2 separate regions of the Homo sapiens genome follow, and region 1 is linked to region 2. The links are chromatin loops, found by intact Hi-C in ENCODE. Cell type or tissue: ascending aorta. All regions are shown on one strand.

Region 1 (8,000 bases), 140 kb after region 2:
ATTTCCACCTGTTTTCTCTATTTTCAATGTCTGTGTCACCATTTGCCCACTTACCATTCACAGATTACCATTGACCAGTGAAGAACATGTGGGAACTGTGGCAGGATGGAAGGCCCATTCATGGTCAATGTCATATCTTTTTTGACTGATTACTATCCTAATTCATTTTTAAAAATAGTCATTTTCCCTCACCCTATCAATGAAAAATTAAGTTATGAAGGCAAAAATATTTTGTTGGAAATGGCCTCAGGAAGTGCAGGGCTGACTTATTTTCCTAACATTGATTTTCACAAATCTTGACTGTTCCTAGGCTGCTCTTACTGGGCTATACCCATCCCTGAGGCTCCTACCAGTTCTCTTCTGAGCTCTCTCTCCCCATTCATGTTCTCAGTGTTGTGCAAGGCATGTAGCAGTGTATGTAGAGTGGAGGTCAACTGCAGCAGGTTGGGGTTGGTGGAAATGAATGGTCCATGAAAACTGCATTTAATTTAGATCTACAATTACTATTGTGTTTAACTTAGATCTGCAATTACATGGCATGGATTTCTAAAGCTTCTACATGCTCCCTAGATAAAATATGTTAAGGCTTAGATAGGTCATAGGGTTTTATGATTTGGCTCTGAGTTGCACAAAAATTTGACAAAAGCTTATTGATCTATGATGAGTGAGAGTTTTTGTGTGTGGTATTGGTGGCGATGGTGTACTTTAATGGTTCTGGAAAGGAGTTGTCCCATATACTTTGGGGGAGAACTTTAATGAAGGGCTTTGTATACCCCAGTTTCTGTGTTTTGCCTTTTCTTGCATTATTCTTTGTTTAATGTTTTAGGTGATGAAGCCAACCCTTGCAAGTTTCAGGCCTGTAATGAATTTTCAGAGTGTCTGGTCAACCCCTGGAGTGGAGAAGCAAAGTGCAGATGCTTCCCTGGATACCTGAGTGTGGAAGAACGGCCCTGTCAGAGTCTCTGTGACCTACAGCCTGACTTCTGCTTGAATGATGGAAAGTGTGACATTATGCCTGGGCACGGGGCCATTTGTAGGTATGTTGTAGTTACAGATTTTGACTTTAGAGGCTATAGATATTTCCTCTAAAGAAAAGGGGCCTGCACCTATAATTTTAGGATACTTATTATAGTATGCATTATAGAAGTTATATCTAGGCAATAGATGGGAGCCATCTAACTGTCATGTGAGGATGAGTTGTTTAACAGGCCTGAATTTCAATTCAGTAATTTATGCTGTTAGGGAACTGCAAAAAAAAAATTGTCTAAATATGTCCTACTGGCTGGGTGCAGTGGCTCACGCCTGTAATCCCAGCACTTTGGGAGGCCAAGGTGGGTGGATCACCTGAGGTCGGGAGATTGAGACCATCCTGGCCAACATGGCGAAACCCCATCTCTACTAAAAATACAAAAATTAGCTGGGTGTGGTGGCAGGCACCTGTAATCCCAGCTACTTGTGAGGCTAAGGCAGGAGAATTGCTTGAACCCGGGAGGCAGAGGTTGCAGTGAGCTGAGATCGTGCCACTGCACTCCAGCCTGGGCAACAAGATTGAAACTCTGTCTCAAAAAAAAATAAAAAATAAATAAAAAAAAAATAAAAATCCTACTGAGACTACTTGGAGCAGATGGAGATCTTTGTATTGTAGTTTTTAATGGTGATGGTAAGGAAACTGGTGTTCAAATGAGGTTTAGGCATAAGATCACGTTCCTCTATATCTGAAAGTGAAAATGAGTTTTATTGTTATACTTGAATTATATTTTTAAAGGTTTTGGGCCCCTCTTATTCATACTTAGTATTCATTCAAAAATAAAGACAAACATTTAAAAACTTTAAAGTATTTAAAGTTTTCAAAGTGGTGACAAAAATATTTTTCTTTAAGTACATCTGAGATCCATTTTCTAAAGGTAGAACCAATGAGAAGATGAGCAGATTCAGTTAGCCCGACTGTCATCTGCCCACTCCCCTTAAACAAAGTCAAACAAATCAACTTTCCAACCATACACAACCAAAGCTGCGTGGTTGAAGAGGAGAGGATGCTGAGAATAAGGAGGAGAAACAGAAAGTAGAGGACAGTCTGCAAGGTCAAAATGGGCAAATGTTGGCATAGATGCCAGAAACAGGAAATAAGTAGAAATAATCCAGACTCTTCTATATGAAGAAGGATAAAGTTTATAAGGAGAAAAACAGTCCCTTCATGTCCAGAGAAATTAATATTACCTAGAAAAGCAGTGATTTCCTTTCCCTGTGGCCTTAGGGTTTGAAGGATATCTTTAGCATACTGAAAGGACATGGGGCGTCTGGAGGCCTGGGTTCTAGGCCCAGTTCTGCAGCAGACTAATTGTATGGCCTAATGCCAGTCACTTTCCTTCCTAGGCTTGTTTTTTGGTTATCTATAAATAAGGATGTTAAGTAGAATAATTTCCTTAAACCTATTTAGCTTTTTATTCAGTTTTCTTTCAAACAGTCATTGAGGACCTACTAGGTCTGTGCTGGGCTTTATTCACTGCCTTAAATTGTATGATCTTTTAATCTGTCTATTCAACTCTTTATGAAGCTTCACGTGGTCAGCATTTATTTCTCTACTTTCCTCTAGTCCCTCAGAAGGTTCTGCTGTTAATTGTCAGTGTGAGCAGAGTGATTCAGATATCGGACTTGGTGACTGTTGGTTGCAGGTGCCGGGTGGGTGAGAACTGGTGGTACCGAGGCAAGCACTGTGAGGAATTTGTGTCTGAGCCCGTGATCATAGGCATCACTATTGCCTCCGTGGTTGGACTTCTTGTCATCTTTTCTGCTATCATCTACTTCTTCATCAGGACTCTCCAAGCACACCATGACAGGAGTGAAAGAGAGAGTCCCTTCAGGTAAATAAGGAAAAGAGCTCTCTAATGGAATACAATGTTCCATTTACACATTTATTTAGTACTTACCAGGTGCCAAATATTGGACAAGGAGCTGGCTGGGTGGAAGAGAGCTATGAATTTGAATAAACACATGGTCCTTGTCCTCAAAGGGGTGTCAAATTGAAGAAAAACAGAAGTAGCACTAAGAATAAGATGCTAAGGAGCCTTGATGAGGTACAAATAAGTTTTGCCTGGGGAAAGAGTCTTAAAAGTTTTAATGATGGCTGTGGTAATTTGCTGGAGAGAAAGAGTAGACATTTGCTATGTTTGGGCTGGGATGCTTTCTAGCTGGTTGAATGAGCATGAGCAAAGTCAGGGAGGCATGCGTGAACTTCAAGGCTCATCGAAGGAAAGGCATGGTTGAGTGTGACCAGAATGCCTATTTCATGGCCAGAAAGAATTTGGAGAAGCAATGTTGGAGATGAGATAGAAGAGGTGAATTTCCCTTCAGGGAGGACCAGATCTGTTACAACTTGCTCCTCTTTGGCTCAAGCTAGTGGTAATAAGCCAGAATTTAAATCTAGGTAAGGGTCTGTCAATAAATGAAATCTCATTCTCTGTTTAGTTAGGTGTTGCTTCATTGATGGGGAAATAAAACCTGGTCCATTTGCTAGACTCAGGATGCAAGGATCATAATCACATATTGTACTTTGCTTCTGTGCGTCTGAAGTCTGTAAGAGCTACAACTTGAGGTCTAGTTTACTTCTCTCACCATCAACTTGGCTAAGTCCTGGAGCACCTGGGACATACCTCCGTCATTGTTATTATATTCTTATTGTGTCTGACTTTTCATTAGACTGTAACCTCATCCAGGGCAGAGATAAAAGATTATTTGTGTCAGCAGTGTGTAGAACAGTCCTATGCACATGATCAATGCTCGGTAAATATGTGTAGACCTGAGTTGAATTTAATTGAGGCTCTGCTTCCCCTAGACCGTAATATTTATATTTCAGTCAGATTTGCTGCGTGGCTACACACTGATTTTCAATGTGTATAACTCTGGGAATGATGAAGCTACAGTTTATGAAGCACCATCTACTGGCAGACATAGTTTCCAACATTTATGAATGCCAGGCGCCATGGCAAATAAGATGAATGAGACATGGAACAAGTCCACAGGGCACTTGCCATGGGTGTGAGGAAATCATAATGATAACACCTGACAAATAATTTTTGAGGTTGATCTAGATGTTTTTCACAGTTATGTCCCACCATTTGTGTAAAGTGCACCTGTTTTTCTTCAACAGAAATATTGTCCCAGGTAAATAGTCTTCCACATAGTTGAGCATCCAAACAAGAGCCTGAATCCATCATATCTTTCTTTTAGTGGCTCCAGCAGGCAGCCTGACAGCCTCTCATCTATTGAGAATGCTGTGAAGTACAACCCCGTGTATGAAAGTCACAGGGCTGGATGTGAGAAGTATGAGGGACCCTATCCTCAGCATCCCTTCTACAGCTCTGCTAGCGGAGACGTGATTGGTGGGCTGAGCAGAGAAGAAATCAGACAGATGTATGAGAGCAGTGAGCTTTCCAGAGAGGTGGGAAACTTTGCATTTATGTTGCTGTCGCAGCTACTGCTGGTGTGTGTGTGGGGGAGCAGGGGGTGGTGGGTGGGGGTGTGTATGAGTGTATGTGTGCATGCACATGGACTTTAAGAAAGTGTAAAAAATATTTAGTAATTGGTTTTTACCTCGTATCTCCTAGTCTATGATATGCACAGAGTATTAAATTCTAAGCGGTACCTTATTTCCCCCACAATGGCGCTTTTTTTTTTTTTTTGCGTTATTAACTGGTACTCTCTCCTTCCTCCCTTTCTTCCTTAGAAATATGTCTGATTTAGAGCAGGACATGTAATATCCAGAGTAGTGTATGTAGATCCTTCCATTTCTCTGAAAGTGCACACTCCTGCACTTCTTTCTTATAGCATACTTCTGAATAGCCCAGAATGTAACAATTCCTTATGAAAATTAGAACCCCTTTTAAAAGGCTGTTGAGGTTTTTCTAATGCAATGTGTGGCCTATTGTTTCTTTTTTGTTTAAGGAAATTCAAGAGAGAATGAGAGTTTTGGAACTGTATGCCAATGATCCTGAGTTTGCAGCTTTTGTGAGAGAGCAACAAGTGTAAGCTTTTGAAACAGCCCCCCACCCCGACCTACAGACTTAACAGTTTACTCTAGAGTAATGTCACACCTGAGTGAGCACATAATTTCCTGTCCATGTGACAGGAGTCTCCGTGATAACCAACATTTGTTGAGTTCTTCAAAGTTTATGCATGTCCAGGCAGATTATCTCATTTCTTCCTTATAAGGGCTTTGTAAATTGAGTGTTTCTTATTTGAGGAAAGGAAATCTTGGAGACATGAAGGGACTTACTTAAGATGACAGTGATAGCCAGTGGCAGAGAAGATTTAAAACTAAGATACTGTCTGTTTTGGACTAGAGACGCCTGGACTACACATAGTCTTTTCATATTTTCTCTCTTGTTGTCATAGATCTCACTAGTGATCTGATTGATCTGATGCCATAAAATATTTTTCATAGATAGTTCCTTTGAAGAACATTTGAGTAGCCATAAGTCCTCACATATTTCAACATATTCTTTCAATTCTATCTCTGTAGATACTTTTCAGTATGCTTTGAATTACAAATCTCATTAAACTGTATCTCTTGCCTCTATCAAGTTTATCTTAATTTTCCCATTTGCTTTTCTCAGGATGCATTTTGGGCAAATGTCTGTACTTTTTTTCTTTGTTCCCACAATCCATAACTAGACATAGGTTACAAAATAAACTATCTTGAAAAGAGGCCATAATGGGCGTTAGCTGAGTGTATTGGGTAGGATTACAGTTTGGTATTGATATTTGGTCCTACTGTTGCCTTCGTGGAAGTGTTTGTTCGTGGAGGGCCAGATAAGTATCTTCTGGCTTGGCTTTTAGAAGAGAAAAATCAGAGCAATTCATGCATGCTTATAAGAGAAATTAATGAAGGGTCACAATAACACCCATGGCCCTGAGTGGAACACCTGCCCCTTTACTCAAAATTCTTTTTCTCTGATAGGTGGCTCCTTTGCTCGTGGTTCCTCTGTAAGAGAAGGGACAAACTGATAACTGAGGAAACTGAGAAAGGTGCTTTTCTAATTCCATGTGCATGGTAGAGATAACTCTAAAAATCTCTGAACATCTGACTTGGCTCCTAGGAGGTGCTGCCAGTCTTGCTGAATGCAGCCAGAGCAATATCACCAGGCGTCTGCCTTTTAAACCAGAGAATCCATTCATCTCTGCATCTTCAGCCAGCAGATGACCCACGGCTCCATTTCAGTAGTATCCAATAGAAATAACAGGAATGTTTCAACCCTTTAGAAGCCTCTCAAAGCTACCTGCCTGAATGTGTTCACTGAATTAAAAATGCATCTTTTCTAGGCTAAGACATGCAAAGGAAGGATTCAGGAGAGCCTTATAGGAATAGGCAGATTGACTACATGTTTCTGTTTCTTCTGGTGCACTGTCTAACATTAAAATACACACACAGAGTCTATGAAACAAAGAAGATTTGAACTAGAAGACCCTGTGAGACAAAAGAAAGTATACACAGGCTCTGTAACCTTAGGAGGTTCACAGAAGGAATAAGACATTGGAAAGATGTCAGGCATGTAATCCAAACAGCATTTTCAGTTTTCACTTAGTTTCAGAGTTTTCATCTATCAGGTAGCCGAAAAAATGTTAATGGAGTTGATTCAGGATTAAAGCATCACATGATCTTTGTAGAGTGGATTAAAAAAATTTTTAGCACAGAACAGAACAACTTTCCTTCAAATAAAGAAAAAAATAGAAAGTATTCATGATTTTAGGAGTATAGCTTAGTGATGTATGACAGTAATTGCATTTTATTACATTCTTGCTTTTTTTTTACTGAATTGCTCTTTGTGTTTTCATGGCAGGGAAGAGGTTTAACCAAAACTCCTGTTCTGAAACTGATTAGAAGCCTGGAGAAGATGGAGATTACTTGTTACTTATGTCATATAATTAACCTGGATTTTAAACACTGTTGGAAGAAGAGTTTTCTATGAAAAAATTAAATATAGGGCACACTGTTTTTTTTTCAGCTTAAGTTTTCAGAATGTAGTAAGAGATGTTACCATTTTTATTTCTATAAAGACTGAATGCTGTGTTTAAATAAATTGAAAACTACGTAAACTCTGGAAAGTATTCTATAAGAAAAAGCTGGACCTAGGATTTAGGGCTGCAGTTGCTGTCTGCTTCTGAATCACTGGGGGTGTCTCCTAAGAACTGTGCCTCGGGTTTTTCAATAGGAAAATAAGGTGAGACTCTTCCATGGAGAAGTCTGGCTTAGTAAGGGAATATTTTGGAGCATATTTGTTATTGTTGGGTAGAAGGGGAAACCTTTGAAATAGTCTTAATGGATAGTTTATAATCAGGCATTCATCTAAATAAAATTCTTTCTTTTTTTTGATCAAACTGCTAAAGAAAAAGCAAACTTTTTTGCTGCAGGATAGAATTCGGGTTGTATTTTTATGCTTCTATCAGTGTCTTGCATTTCCTGAGCATATTAATCAAGACCATGTTATTGTTATGTTAACTATGTTAATATCCTTTTTTTCTTAGTTTTCAGGATGAATGCATATATATATATATATATATATATATATATATATATATATATATATATATATATAAAGTTTAGAAGATTCCCATTAATCTAAAGACAAATTTAATCACATGGGCAGGGAGGGAGTGAGTGTCGGGTCAAGACCCCAGTGCTGAGAATATATTTTGTTTCTTGATTGCTGGACTGAGGTTCCCTGATTGCTTCTGAAATCTAAAGATGTCTTGGGCAAATCCTGTCTCTCCTCTAGTTCCTGGTGTATTAATTTGGAAAACAGCACTTAACTACCTCACATAATATAGATGAGCTCATTTTCATTGCTTCTCCTTTGTGTAATACCTCCTGTCTAAATTAACTCCTGCTTATACAAAACAGGGCAAAGCTTTTATTACAATTAAAATATTTTAAAAACTGAACAGATAGGAAGTCCATACCTTATATAAATTTTGACAGAAAATGGAAATTTTCCTCTTTCCCC
Region 2 (8,000 bases):
CTAGGCATGTGGAAGTTATTTATATCCTACTGCTAAAGGTTATCACCAAGCTGTGATTGCAAAAATTCAAAAAATTGCAACCTCAGGCGTTAATGAGCCTTTGTCCTTGGCCTGTTAACTTTACAAGTGCTTCTCATTCTCTTCTGAATGCTTTGGTGCAACAGCATACCTGGAATATAATGAAGTTAGATATTTCCCTTCTCCCACATGGAAAGCTAGATGGTCTTGGAATTGTGTATTTTCCTTGCTTTTCCTCACACAGAATGCTAGACGGAGCTAGAGTTGGGTATTTTTTATTTCCCCTGCTTGATTAGGCTCTAAAAAATAACTCATAGTTTAGGCTCTGGTGAAATAGTTTTTCTTGAGGGCAGGCCTTGTTAAGAACAGAATGCTCTGATATATTTGAAAATGTTTTCCTTCCTCTGCTGAACCATGAGGGGATTTTTCTGATATTCACTGTGAGAACCTGGTTGAACTCCTGGAGATAAAACTCACAAAAGTGTGCGACCCCCTTTATGACTAAGTCCTCTGGGATTTTTAACTCTTAGACTTATGTACACTGAACCCTCAGCAATTTGTCAATTGCAGTTTAGGTCTTCATACTCCAATAGTAGTTACTGGGACTGTTTCTGCTTGTGGGTTTTTGCTTTAGTAAGTTGCGATTCTCTGTATTCACCTGGCTGTCTTTCTCCCATTTTGGGGGCAGCCATTCATCCTGTGACTTCACTTTTCTGTCACGTCCAGGAAGAGTTGTTGATTTTTCAGTTTTACCCGTTAGGATAGATAACTTCCAAGCTCCTTTCATGTTGGACTGGGAACTCCTGTGTATTGCACTTCGTTTGATGCAGTTTTGGGTTTAATTTCTCTTTTTTATTTTGATGCTCTTAGTTTATCATTTATTAAAAGTTTACCATGTATGTGGTTGAATCCGATCATATTTTTCTCTATAATTTCTTTACTTCCATTCTCAAGAAATTCTTCTTCCACAAGGCTAATAAATATAGTGTTTTTCTTCTGATGGTTGTTTAAAAAAAATCTTACAACTTTTAGTCATTAGCATATGATAGTTCATTTTACCTTAGAGTATTGGATGTAGTTCTGAATTCTTTTTTTTCTCTGTTGTTACCCAGTTAGTCCACTACAACTGAATTTGAAAGCTTTGTTTCCCAGCTTTGTTTCAAATTCTTCTGTTTTTTTTTCTTTTTGCATTTTTTTAAATTATACTTTAAGTTTTAGGGTACATGTGCACAACGTGCAGGTTTGTTACATATGTATACATGTGCCATGTTGGTGTGCTGCACCCATTAACTCGTCATTTAACATTAGGTGTATCTCCTAATGCTATCCCTCCCCGCTCCCCCCACCCCACAACAGTCCCCAGAGTGTGATATTCCCCTTCCTGTGTCCATGTGTTCTCATTGTTCAATTCCCACCTATGAGTGAGAACATGCGGTGTTTGGTTTTTTGCTGTTTGCCAGCCATTTCTTATATACTAGTCTGTAATACTATACTTTACTTGTTGATGTTACTCTGTATTATGTTTTATTATGAAATTAGTAGAACTAGTTCTCCTATTCCCTTCATTTATTGTATATTTTAATACCTTTTTTGTATTTTAAAGATTGTAATAGAATATCAGTAACCTAAAAATTGCCATTTTAACCATTTTTAAGTGTACAGTTCACTGCCATTAAGTACAGTCACATATTTGTGCAGCCATCACCACCATTCTTTTCCAGGACTTTTTCCATCTTCCCAAACTGAAACTCTGTATCTATTAAACTCTAACTCCCTATTTTTCCCTTCTTCCAGTCCCTGGCAATCACCATTCTACTTTCTGCCTGTATGAATTTGACTATTCTAAATATGTCATCATATGAATGGAATATCAGTATTTGTCTTTTAGTTAGTGGCTTATTTTTTCTTAGCATAATGTCCTCAAAGTTCATCCATATTGTTGTGCAACCATTATCACAACTTTTTCATCTCAAGCAGAAACTGTGTTACCATTAAATAATAATTCCCCATTCTCCCCTCTCCTAATCCCCTAGTAGCCTCTAATCTACTTTCTGTCTCTGTGAATTTGTCTATTTTAGTTACCTCTTTAAGTGGAATCACACAATATTTGTCCTTTTGTGTTTGGCTGAGTTTACTTAGCATAATGTGTTCAAAGTTCATTCATGTAGCACTTATCACAAGTTCATTCCTTTTTATGGCCCAATAATATTTTATTGTATGAATATACCACATTTTGTTTTTCTTTTCATTTCTTGATGGACCCTAAGGTTGTTTTCACCTTTTGGCTATTGTGAATAGTGTGCCACAGTGAACAGTGGAGTACAAGAATCTGTTCATGTACCTGCTTTCAATTCCTTTGGGTATATACCTAGGAGTGGGATTGCTTGGTAACTTTGTGATTATGTGTTTAGCTTCTTTTTTTTTTTTTTTTTTTTTTTTTGGAGATGGAATTTCGCTCTTGTTGCCCACGCTGGAGTGCAATGGCATGATCTTGGCTCACCGCAATCTCCGCCTCCCGGGTTCAAGCGATTCTCATGCCTCAGCCTCTGAGTAGCTGGGATTACAGGCGTGCGCCACCACGCCTGGCTAATTTTTGTATTAGTAGTAGAGACGGAGTTTCTCCATGTTGGAAAGGCTGGTCTTGAACTCTCGACCTCAGGTGATCCGCCCGCCTCAGCCTCCCAAAGTGCTGGGATTACAGGCGTGAGCCACTGTGCTCGGCCTGTGTTTAGCTTCTTATATCGCAGTTCTCTATTTAGCTTTTTGAGGAACCACCAAACCATTCCACAGTGACTGCACTGTTGAACATTCCCACCAACAATGTACAGAGGTTCCAATTTTTCTACATTTTTGCCAATGTTTAACTTTTTTTAATGAAAAAAAAATTTTTTTTTAAATTACTCTGTCCTAATCTGTGTGAAATGGTATATTGTTGTTTGGGCTTGCATTTCCTTAGTGATTAGTGACGTTGAACATCTTTTCATGCTAATTGGCCATTTGTATGTCTTTGGAGAAACATCTCTTCAAATACTTTGCCCATTTTTTAATTGTTATTTATTTTTTGTTGTTGAGCTGTAGGAGGTCTTTATTATTATCAGTATTAATCCTTTAATATATATGTGGGTGGGAGATATTTTCTCCCATTCTGTGGGTTGTCTTTTCACTAGTGTCCTTTGATAAACAAAAATTTTTGATTTTTTTTTTTTTTTTTTGAGACAGAGCCTCATTCTATTGCCCAGGCTGGAGTGCAGTGGCACAATTGTAGCTGCCACCTTGAACTCCTGGGATCAAGTGATTCTCCCCTCAGCTTCCTGAGTAGCTAAGACTACAGGGGCATACCATCATGCCCAGCTAATTATTAAATTTTGTGTGTGTGTGTGTGTGGGTGGGGTGAAACCCCATAATGAATTATGTTCCCCAGGCTGTTCTTGAACTCCTGGCCTCAAGCAATCCTCACTCCTCAGCCTCTCGAGTAGCTGGGATTACAGGCGTCAACTACCATGCCCAGCCATAAGTTTTCAATTTTAATGAACTCCAATTTATCTTTGTTGTTGACTGTGTTTTTGTTGTTATATCAAAGAAATCACTGCCAAATCTAATGTCATAAAGATTTCCCCTATGCATTCTTCTAAGAGTTTTATAGTTTTCTGCCTTATATTTAGGTGTTTGATCCACTTTGAGTTAATTTTTGTAGATGGTGTTAGATAACTGTCCAACTTCTTCCTTTTGCATATGACTATCCTATGTTCACAGCACCCTTTATTGAAAAGACTGTCCCTTCCCTATTGAATGGTTTCAGCATCCTTGTCAAAAATCTTTTGAGCATATATTTGAAAGTTTGTTCCTGGGTTCTGTTTTCTATTTCTATGGTCGATATGTCTCTCTTTATTCTAGTACCACGCTATTTTAATACATTTTTATAATTTTAAAGTATATTTGCTTGGCTATTTAAAAAAATTCTTAGAATTTTGTTGCATTGGAAAATATTTATTTTGAGCTTTTATTACATTTACTTGTTAACTTGAATAATGTGAATATTTATATTTCTTGTTCAGGAACTTGGGTGTTTCCAGTCCATTCATTTCCTTTTCTTATAAGAGGATGGAAGCTAACAGTGTTTGAACATTGCTGTCCTTATCTTTAAACACGTGACTTTCCACCATGTACAGTTTAGAACCAGATTGTCATATTCTGCAAAAAACTGTTATTTGGATTGAGATTATATTACAGATGTGTTTGGCTTCACTGTTGTGCATTTGAATCATATGACATTACCTTTTGAAAATACTCATTTTTATTTTTGGTTTCATGCCAACTACTTAATGCTTAGCGTTTAGTCAAGAAAATCCTCTGTTATAAAGTCTTTTTTCTACAACCATATAACTTTTAATGTGATTTACATGTGAAATCTTATTTTGTTTTTCAGTGTTCATTGTGCTAGAAAAACAAGGACTATTACACTGTTTGCTTCTTATATCAGGGGAAACATAAGTACCTAAGCATCTTTTTAGATCGTCTTTTAGGTCACATTTTATTTTTGTTTATAGTGCCTGTAGTGATAATTCTTTCAGGGAGGACAAATTTTTTTTGACTTCTCTTTTGGTTTTCATTTTCAGTAAACAAAACTCTATGGTATAAATTTGCTTAGATGCCCTTATTCTTCAAGAATGATTCTTGAGGGTTGAGGAGTGGAATGATTTGACTCAGTCAGAACCTCTTTGCAAGTGAAATTGGCTCACCCTTACGATTTTGATTATTTTGGCCTTTTAATTTCCAATCTGAAAATAAAGAAAATTTTACCAAAGTAAATATGAAAATGAGCAGTGTAATAGCAGCAATAACCCTTTCTTTAACTATGACACTACACTGGTGATGTTTGGATACTGTAGCTTTTTTTAATTTATAAGTCATTTTTAGCCTTCCAAATAATTCTCTCAAAACAAGGAAGCATTACGTGTAATTGGTCTTTATAGTCCTTGTTTTTGACTTATACTAGTTGCCTTAGTTGTAAATAATTTATATATTTTAAAATTATGAAATACTTCAAATATGTACATAAGTATAGAGAATAATATGCCAATACATATCACTCAGATTTAACCAATATAATTCCTATTTTTTCAGATTTAAATTTGTTTTTAAAGAAGTATTATAGAAAGTTGAAAACTTATTTATTTTATATTCCCTGATTCTAATACTCTCCCTCTTTAGAGTTATCTACTACCCAAATAGGCTTGAATCCTTCCAGTCTAAGTTTTTATATTTTGTTTCATATGTATGCACTTATACATTATAGTATGTTTTATATTTCTAAATTTTCCTTAGTAGTAACATTGTGACTATCATTCCAAAATTTGTTATTTTACCAGTACCTTAGACTTTAAATTATTTTCTCTGTAGGTAAAATTTATTACCACATACTACTGAAAATTTGTTACCATACTTTTGGTATATGAACCACGCTTGAAATATATTAACATTCAGCTTTGGCTTATAATTGTTTGCCTATACATAGGTTTAATTATTGAGGTACTTGTGTCCTTGGAATTTTACTTTTTAAACCTAATTTAATACTTGTATAGTATTACTCTTTTGCTCATTTTGCATGTACACAATCCTCCAATGTTGATATCTCATTTTTTTTCCCCCTAAACACACATGGGGAATTTAAAGGTAGAAAAGGGAGGATAACTTATTTCTTAAATCTGAGTTCAATATTTTTTTTACTACCCAGATCTTATAGTCTGCCATGTGGGACTGTGTTTGTAATGTGTTGGATTTTTAAATACATGCTAGTTGGCTTCTAAATTCATTTGGGCTTTATTAGAATTGAGTATAATACAGTTCTCTTTTGCAGGGGCTCACAACGAAGTAAGACAGTAGATGACAATTCTGCAAAGCAGACTGCGCACAATAAAGAAAAACGAAGAAAGGATGATGGCATTTCTCTTTTAATATCTGATACTCAGCCTGAAGGTTTGTGAACCTTAGAAAACTGTTGGAATTTGAATTTTTTCTTATTGTATTAATAATAATTTTTGTTATAAATAAATTATTTTATTTTACTTTGAAAGGATATGTGAAAGTAAAGGGAGATTATTTGGCAACACAAATAAAATTGCTAAACCTACTCTTTATGTAGCGTAGTACTCATTTCTAGATTTATTTACTAATCCCAAAAGTTAAATTTTAATATATTTTTTTCTTCTTTGGGGAGACTTGGATATAGCTATGAAGTTATGTTCATTTAGCTGTTTCTAAGTGTTGTTTCCATGGATATTAATGTTACTGCTAACTGGGTTTTTATTATTAGCTAATCACTGTCTATTTGCCTACCATGAAATACATTCTCTATTCATTAGAATTTCTCTCAACTTCAGGAGGATGCCAAACAAGCCACTATTAGCAAATTTGAAGGTAAATACTTCCTAGACTTGTGAAAATTTTTTGTAGGCCTCCTTGCATATAGGATTTATGATTCGACTTCTTTTTCTTTTTTGCCTCTCTTTCAAGAATTAAAAATATTTTACTGATACTTGAAGAAAAACAATTTTACTACATTATTTATTTGTGAAACTAACACCTTTAGGGGTCTGTTGGATTATTGATAGCTTCAAATGTTGTTGAAGTCTCTTTGTTGCTTGCTTTCTTTCTTGCTTTTCTCTTTCTCTTTTTCTTTTTAAGACAGGGCCTCACTCTGTCACCCAGGCTGGTGTACAGTGGCATGATCACACATGATCACAGCCCACTTCAGCCTCTATCTACCTCCTGGGCTCAAGTGATCCTCCCACATCAGCCTCCCGAGTAGTTGAGACTATAGTCATGCACCACCACGCCTGGCTAATTTTTTGTATTTTGCAGAGACAAGGTCTTGCCGTGTTGCCCAGGCTGGTCTCAAACTCCTGGGCTCCAGTGATCTGCCTGCCTCGGCTTCCCAAAATGCTGGGATTATAGGCAAGAGCCACCGCGCTTGGCCACTGTTTTATTTTTGAGTGATTTCATAAGTTATTCACAATACAAAAAAATCTTTTGATGATGCTGTGCAAAAATTCATTACACTTCATTTGGAGCACAGCTATTTAAAGATTCTTTTTAGTAGCCTTTTTAATAGAAAAAAATTTAAAATGAAACTACAGTAATAACTTTTATTTGTACAAGAAACCAGCTGAAACTCTTATAAAGGCAGTCTTTGGAGAATGTGCTGTGACTTTGTTCAGACAAGCTTCCAATTAGTCACTGTCAGTGTATAATGAAAAACATTTATTTTCTTATAAACTGTACTTTTCTTAGAAGTAATTACAATCATCTCTGTGTATCTTTGTGTTCTGCATCTGTAGATTCAACCTAGCAAAGATGGAAAATATTTGAAAAAAACTTCAATAAAAATAATACAATCATAAAAAATACATATAACAACTACATAACATTTATGTTGTATTGGGTATTATAAGTAATCTAGAGATTATTTAAACTATACAGGAGAATGTATATAGGTTATATGCAAATACTATACCTTTAGGGGCTTATGGATCCATGGAGTTTGGTATCCTGGGTCCCTGGGACCAATCCCCTGAGGATACTGAGGGATGACTGTATTGATTACCAAGTAAAAATGTAAGTATTTGTACAAGTGGGCTCAGTTCAGGTACTATCAAGACAAAGATTCCTACTCTACCCAGGAAAGCAGTAGAATGTGAGGACTAACAGTCCTCACATTGACTTGAATAAAATACTTTCTGATTTGTACCCAGGAGTGTTACCTCAAGATCACAGTGGCATTTTAGACATGCATCAGGGAAGAGTACATGACAAAAGAAACATTTTTTAGTTTTTCAGTATCCCTGAAGGTACCACTACTGGTAGGGAAAGTGTTTCTAATACAATTAGCTATTGAATCTTTATTAAAGCAGTGTTTACTCTCCTACATCTGATACCAGTTATTTTTTAAAAACCTGTAAATTAATGGAAATTCTGAATGAAAT

The links. A loop is a pair of places that touch in the nucleus more often than their neighbours do. Peaks named below come from ENCODE experiments on the same cell type or tissue, not always from the same donor. Only the 100,000 strongest peaks of a DNase experiment are listed, where the experiment ranks them.
Region 1: it touches region 2 in a loop (2.6-fold over the local background); 33 of 110 quality-filtered maps call a loop at or near these places.

The regions. Positions count from the first base shown.
Region 1 is chr3:101,225,818-101,233,817 of GRCh38, reverse strand. IMPG2 (interphotoreceptor matrix proteoglycan 2) reads left to right here. Exons shown (of 19, transcript NM_016247.4): 15 at 827-1,037; 16 at 2,673-2,861; 17 at 4,228-4,438; 18 at 4,942-5,021; 19 at 6,837-8,000. The coding sequence ends at 6,849. Among named protein-coding and RNA genes, the nearest start is that of IMPG2, 91 kb to the left of the region's middle. In ascending aorta, a CTCF peak has its summit at 3,929 (motif pointing left); no DNase peak of the experiment used is centred here.
Region 2 is chr3:101,370,002-101,378,001 of GRCh38, reverse strand. SENP7 (SUMO specific peptidase 7) reads left to right here. Exons shown (of 24, transcript NM_020654.5): 7 at 5,876-5,994. Among named protein-coding and RNA genes, the nearest start is that of IMPG2, 53 kb to the right of the region's middle. In ascending aorta, no CTCF peak of the experiment used is centred here; no DNase peak of the experiment used is centred here; H3K27ac peaks cover 2,736 bases.